Regions from separate parts of the Mus musculus genome. Here region 1 is linked to region 2. Evidence: chromatin loops called from intact Hi-C (ENCODE). Cell type or tissue: heart. All regions are shown on one strand. Links, peaks and the distances in the headings refer to the core of each region. The heading gives the core; the rest is flanking DNA.

Region 1 (2,918 bases), core at 323-2,822, 110 kb before region 2:
TCAGGAGCACCCAGTAAAGCCTCCGCTCAGCCCTTTCTGAATCCATTCTTGGCGCTCCACACAGGATAAAGGAAGTATCTACCCATAAGCACTACCTCTATCCTTGGAGCATCCACCATGGCACCTGGGCTCGTTTGCGTTGTCAACTTGATAGAAACTGAGACCACCCGGAAGGAAGGGATTTCCACTGAGATTGGCTTGTGGGTATAATGGTGTGGCTTTTTCTTGATGGGCGATTGATGTGGGTGAGCCCAGTCCACTATGAGTGGTACCACCCCTGGGCAGGTGGTGCTAGGTAGTATAAAAAAGCAAGCTGGACAAGCCATGGGGAACAAACAAGTAAACAGTAGGAAATGCACAGCAGCCGGGCAGTAGTGGCGCACGCCTTTAATCCCAGCACTTGGGAGGCAGAGGCAGGTGGATTTCTGAGTTCGAGGCCAGCCTGATCTACAGAGTGAGTTCCAGGACAGCCAGGGCTACACAGAGAAACCCTGTATCAAAAAACCAAAGGCCAGCTAACACGGTGGGAAGCTTTAGATTGCTCCAGTAGCTCCGTTTAAGCTCATTTGCAGGTTGACCCTCCTTGGCAATCTGGATGCATCACAGTCCTGTTCCTGGGGCACCGGGAGTGGGGGTTGGTGTCACATCTGGGCAGATGCTAAAGGTATCTATCTATACTGCCTACCTTCAGCTCTGCAGCTAGCTGGCCCACAGAGCCTGGCTCACCCACAAACACATCACATTAGACAAGGGACACCTGAGGGTCTTTGTGGTGGGACCTAGTCCACCATCAGTCTACATCACTCGAGGCTGGGCACCTTTAAGCTGTCTTAGATGGGTCACGTTAGCCTGGGATGTCTTTAAGAAAGCAGTTACAAGCCTTTCACTTCTCACTGGTCCGTGAGCACACGGGTTAACTGTCTAAGAGGAAACAGCACAGGATGAGGTTGGTGCGAGGACCTGACCTTTAGACTCAAACCCTTTAGACTCAAACCCAAACAAGTTGATCCAGCCAGAGGAAGATGGTGACCATGGCCTTCTGAGCTATGTGGGTATTGTGGTCAAGGTATTAACCATGTTTTTACTCTCAAATATGGGTAACATATGGGTGCTATGAAATTAACACGTGGGTTTCAGAGTTCCCATCTTTGAGGCTGGTGGCAGGCTCTGTTTCTCCCACATTCTACCCAGCAGGTCCTGATTCTTTAGGGCCAAGAGGCACCTTTGGATACTTACACAGTGTTATCGAGCATCACACCAGACAGGGAGGACCGACCCAGAGGGATGCCCCTTGCCCTTACCCAGTCTTCCTTGGACACTCCACGGAGTGGATCCCCGCCCACCTGCCAGGAGGGCCAGGTGAGGACCTCGCAGTAGGTATCCAACCATCCTCCCGGATCCTGGATGAATTCACGACCACAACACGAATAGGAGAGAAACGGGAAACACCCCCCCCCCCCCCCCGAGTTCACAAGCCAAAACGAACCCCGAGGGGCAGGGCTGTGGCTGCCGCCTGGGGCCCATAGCATCTGCACTTGCAAAGCACTTGGAACCCACGCCAGCCAATCAGCTGGCAGCGCCGAGCTCACTTTAGCATGCCTAGCACAGACTCAAAGTACCACCAGGGGGCGGCATCTGGCTCCACCTGGACCCTGTAAGGAAACAAAATAGTCCAGAGGATTGAAAGTTGAGCCCCACCACTGAAGTCAGAGAAAGTGAAAGCGATATGTGAACTGACTCTGGCTCCCTGGTGAGCCTGTCCCTAAGTCACTGAGTAACTGTTAGCCATTACTTAAACTCCCTAATAGTTTGCATCCTCTTCTAAACTGAGAAAAGTCAGGATATGGAAATGACACCTGACTGGCGGGATGGCTCACCTCCCTGCTGGCCCTGGACCCCTGGATTTACTACCTGGGTGGAGGAGCTCCAGCAAGGATCACAGATAATAGCTGCGCGAAGAAGGCTTCGTTTGGTCCTGTTTTTTAAGCTCACGGAGAAAACGTATTCCTGAACAGAAAAATGCCTGGAACGTGCTGAATTCCTAGTAATATTTGTCCTTTAGCGCTTGGAACTCATCCTACACCTCACCGCAGCCGAACCCCACCCTCACACCACCTCCCGCCTTACCTGGTACTAGGGAGATTGAACCTAGAGTCTCTTGCATGCTAAGTTCATACTCATCAACGAAGCCACACTCCCAAGCCCCTTTGGGAAACACACACACACACACACACACACACACACACACACTAATATGAGGACTGTTGGAGTTCCGCCATCATTTAACTTGAGGTTAAATCTCAGCTGCTTTTTACCAACAGTCTGTGAGATATGGGATAATTAACCTCTCTGCGCCTTAATTCCAATACGACAAAATAGTCAGCTGACCATATTGATGTATATCTGTATTCCAGTAATTGAAAGTTGGAGACAGGAAGGACAGGGACTGAAAACCAACCTCAGCTCCATAAGGAGCTTAAATCTAACCTGGGCTATTTAAGACCCTGTCTCAAACAAACTAACAACAACAACAATAAAATAAAATAAAATAAAATAAAATAAAATAAAGCTAGTTAATGACAAACTTATAGAGTTATTAGGGGGAGATAAATAGGTAAAGATTCAGTAAATCTGAGTTGTCACTATTATTAATATTAAAACCATTAATAGTGGTATAGGAATGCCCACAGTTTGTAACACTAGCTAGATCTCAGACACAATGGGAATTCCGCAGGTCTGAGCCTAGGATTGTTAGCCGTAGACCAACCATATGCCCACTTTTCATTGCCAGGGCTGAGTACTTGAGCTGTGTAGGGCAGACACAGCTGATGTGAGAAGAGGGTTGGTGGACATTTTCCCAGGAAATGGATATCCCTTGGTTTATATGGGTCCCACTCCAGTGCAAGAGCCAAGTTCCT
Region 2 (2,918 bases), core at 97-2,596:
TGCTTTTGGAAAGCATGCATTTCTCTGACGTGGGGCTGTGACTCATCTCAAATCCCTCGAGGAACAGCGGGCCTGGGTTGTCGGTTGTTTCCTCTCCAAAGCTCTAGTGATAAAAATCCAAGCAGGCAGCCGCGGGACTGCTATTGCCGGCGAACGGGCCCTTCCCAGGCAGGAAGCACGTCGCTGTCCCCAGCTGCGCCCCAAGTCCGTCCCTCGCGCGGATCCGCCTCCGCTGGTGGCGGTGGCGGGCAACACCTGTGGCCGCCCCTGGGAGGAGAGCGAAATTGGCAGCTTGGCCTGCGGGGCGTCGGAAACTCAGGTAAACCACCACAGCCTGATGCACCCCACTGCGGGGAGATCCCGGCCACCCCGACTCTCACCAAGGCCGGGCTAGAAGGCACCTGAACCGTGGGTGGAATCAGTTCTACTTTAGAGAACTTGCAACGCTCTTCTGCCAAAAACCCCTCAAATATCGTGTTGGGGGGTGTGTAACTCTTGCATAAAAATTCGTGGGTTCACACTCCTCTGGTCCCCAATCTAACTTGTATTCTTTTATCTGGAGCAATTCTGTCCAATAGAAAAGTACCACAAGCCACGCGTGCAATTTTAACTGTCCAGTAGCCCCTCTGCTGGAATTCATTTCAGTAACATTAGGTGTTGAGTGCCACCAAAACGCCATCTCAACACGGAATCACGGTACGAATAGAGTTTTTTATTCGTTTTTCTTACCAAATCTTCAAAAACATCATACCATCCGCTATCTCAACTCTAGCTGGCAGCCCCGTGTGACTGTGGTACTGTGATGCACATCACAGCTTGGGATTCATACTGCTCTAGAGTCTACCTGGGAAGGAGGACCCTTAAGACTGAGGCATCAGTAGAGAAATGCTGAGCTGGGGACCATGTCATGCAGGTCTTCCTGATGCGCAAGCTGAATGTAGCTCAGGAGGGCCTCTGCTTTAGAGTGCAGGGAGAATTCTCTCTCCCCCCCCCTCTCTCCCTGCCTTCCTTCCTGTTTTTGTTTGAGAGAGGGTCCCACTATGTAGCCTGGACTGTCCTCAAACTCACTATGTGGCTCTAAACTGGTCTCAAACTTATGCTAATCCTCCTGCCGGAGCATCCCTAGAGCTGGGATTACGGGCATTTACAGCCGCTTCTGATTGGTAGGGTGTTTGTTTGTTTGTTTGTTTTGTTTTGAAAATGCCATTTCCTTGGGATGTATTTCTGCTTGGGAAAGCCGAGTTGTGAGGTTACACATGTAGAGACTGTCTAGTCTTAAACTCTCCATGGAACCAAAAATAAAAGCAACTGTGGATGATGTGCTGGAGAGGTGGATCAGTGGTTAGGAACCTTGGCTGCTCTTTCAGAACTACATGGCGGTCCACAACCATCTGTAACTCCAGTTCCAGGGGATCTTGCACCCTCTTCTGTCCTCTGTGGGCACTGCATGCATTTGGTGCACACACATCAATGCGTGCAGGCAAAAATACTCACACTCTTAAAAATATCTTTAAAAGTAAAAGTGCAGTGACCAAAAATGAATTCAAAATCAAATGTGTAATGAACTGAGGTGTTTCTGACAGGTCACATCTGTGTCACACTGCACCCCTCGAGTCTGAACACAAAATGATATCCGTATCACATATCTCCAGTGAAAACTCCCCCAAAGGCTCTGCTGGGATTCCAGACTGTCCTGTGTAAAGTCTTCTGCTCCATTAGAAACACCATGGTTTAGCTGTAGGAGACAGTTAATATTTTCCTACAGTCTTTCCTCAGCGTGTATCAAGTTTGTATATTTTTAGATTTTATTATGCTAAAATGCTTTCTTTTAGTAGTTTCCATTTAGTTGCCGACTTCAGTTTCATTTGAAAAAATTGTGTGATGAATTTTGGTTTGAGATTAGGACAGAATTTCCGGCAACGTCTCAAATGGCCCTAAATAGACTTCTGCCACTTTGTACTGAGTGCTTATGAGAAGGGAGTGGCCTTTTCAGCACTGAAGATTTGAAAAAAATCTGATCCATGAGCTGTGGAAAATGTTAAAGACACTGTGTGTCTTGCGTTATCAGATGCTCAGCCACGATTTTATCCCCTACTCATGGTGTGTGTGTGTGTGTGTGTGTGTGTGTGTGTTTGTGTGTGTACTGGGGATTAAATCCAGGTCTTAATGCATGGTAAGTGCTCTACCACAGCTTCATCCCAGTCCAAAATTTAATTCTGTGTGTGAAAAGAAATGATTATACTCAGGCTGTTAGTGTGCAAGTTTGTTTTCATCTTTAATAAATGGTAAAACCATTACATACACACACACACACACACTATATATATATATGATTTTGAGAGCAAATCTAAAGCAAAGAAAAGGGGTCACAGTGGCAAAGTTGAAGATGCCCTAACTTAGCAGATGTGGATTTAAGCCTGCAACAGCTGAGTAAACCTGTGACATTTAAACCAGTGGCAAAACCCAGCCCCAATTCGGGTTGTTCAAGTGTCAAGTTCCGTGTTGCTTTCAGATGTGACCGACCTATGGAAGTAAAAGCCTGACAGCCAGAAACCACTGCTTTTCCAGATTGTTTATAAAGGGGCTTATGAGATTAAACTTTCTTTCAACTTCTTTTCTAATCAAGGAGCCATCTGGGGTTGGTTAAAAAAAAGTCAGAGGACTCAGTCTGTGGGCTTCTCACTTTGCAGGGGCTGGGGGCGGGGATGTGGTGTCAGGAAAGTGCTTGCTATCAACTGAGGCGTTTTAGAAAGGAAACTGGGCTGACAAGATGGCCTAGTGGGTGAAAGAGCTTGTTGCCAATGTAGAGCATTCTGTCCCTGGGTTAACCTCTGGTTTCGATCCATGTGTCCATGCGCAGTGGTACAATACACACATACACACGTATGTGTGTGTGTGTGTGTGTGTGTGTGTGTATG

What was found. A loop is a pair of places that touch in the nucleus more often than their neighbours do. Peaks named below come from ENCODE experiments on the same cell type or tissue, not always from the same donor. Only the 100,000 strongest peaks of a DNase experiment are listed, where the experiment ranks them.
Region 1: it touches region 2 in a loop (4-fold over the local background); 9 of 42 quality-filtered maps call a loop at or near these places.

What each region holds. Positions count from the first base shown.
Region 1 is chr11:109,329,905-109,332,822 of GRCm38, forward strand. No RefSeq gene overlaps it. Among named protein-coding and RNA genes, the nearest start is that of 1600015H23Rik, 13 kb to the right of the region's middle. In heart, for the core only: a CTCF peak has its summit at 1,629 (motif pointing right); a DNase peak (open chromatin) is centred at 1,617; H3K4me3 peaks cover 943 bases; H3K27ac peaks cover 206 bases.
Region 2 is chr11:109,439,937-109,442,854 of GRCm38, forward strand. It overlaps Gm45916 (predicted gene, 45916), which reads left to right and starts at 142. Exons shown (of 2, transcript NR_040680.1): 1 at 142-319. In heart, for the core only: CTCF peaks have their summits at 251 and 1,435 (motif pointing left); a DNase peak (open chromatin) is centred at 145; H3K4me3 peaks cover 855 bases; H3K27ac peaks cover 735 bases.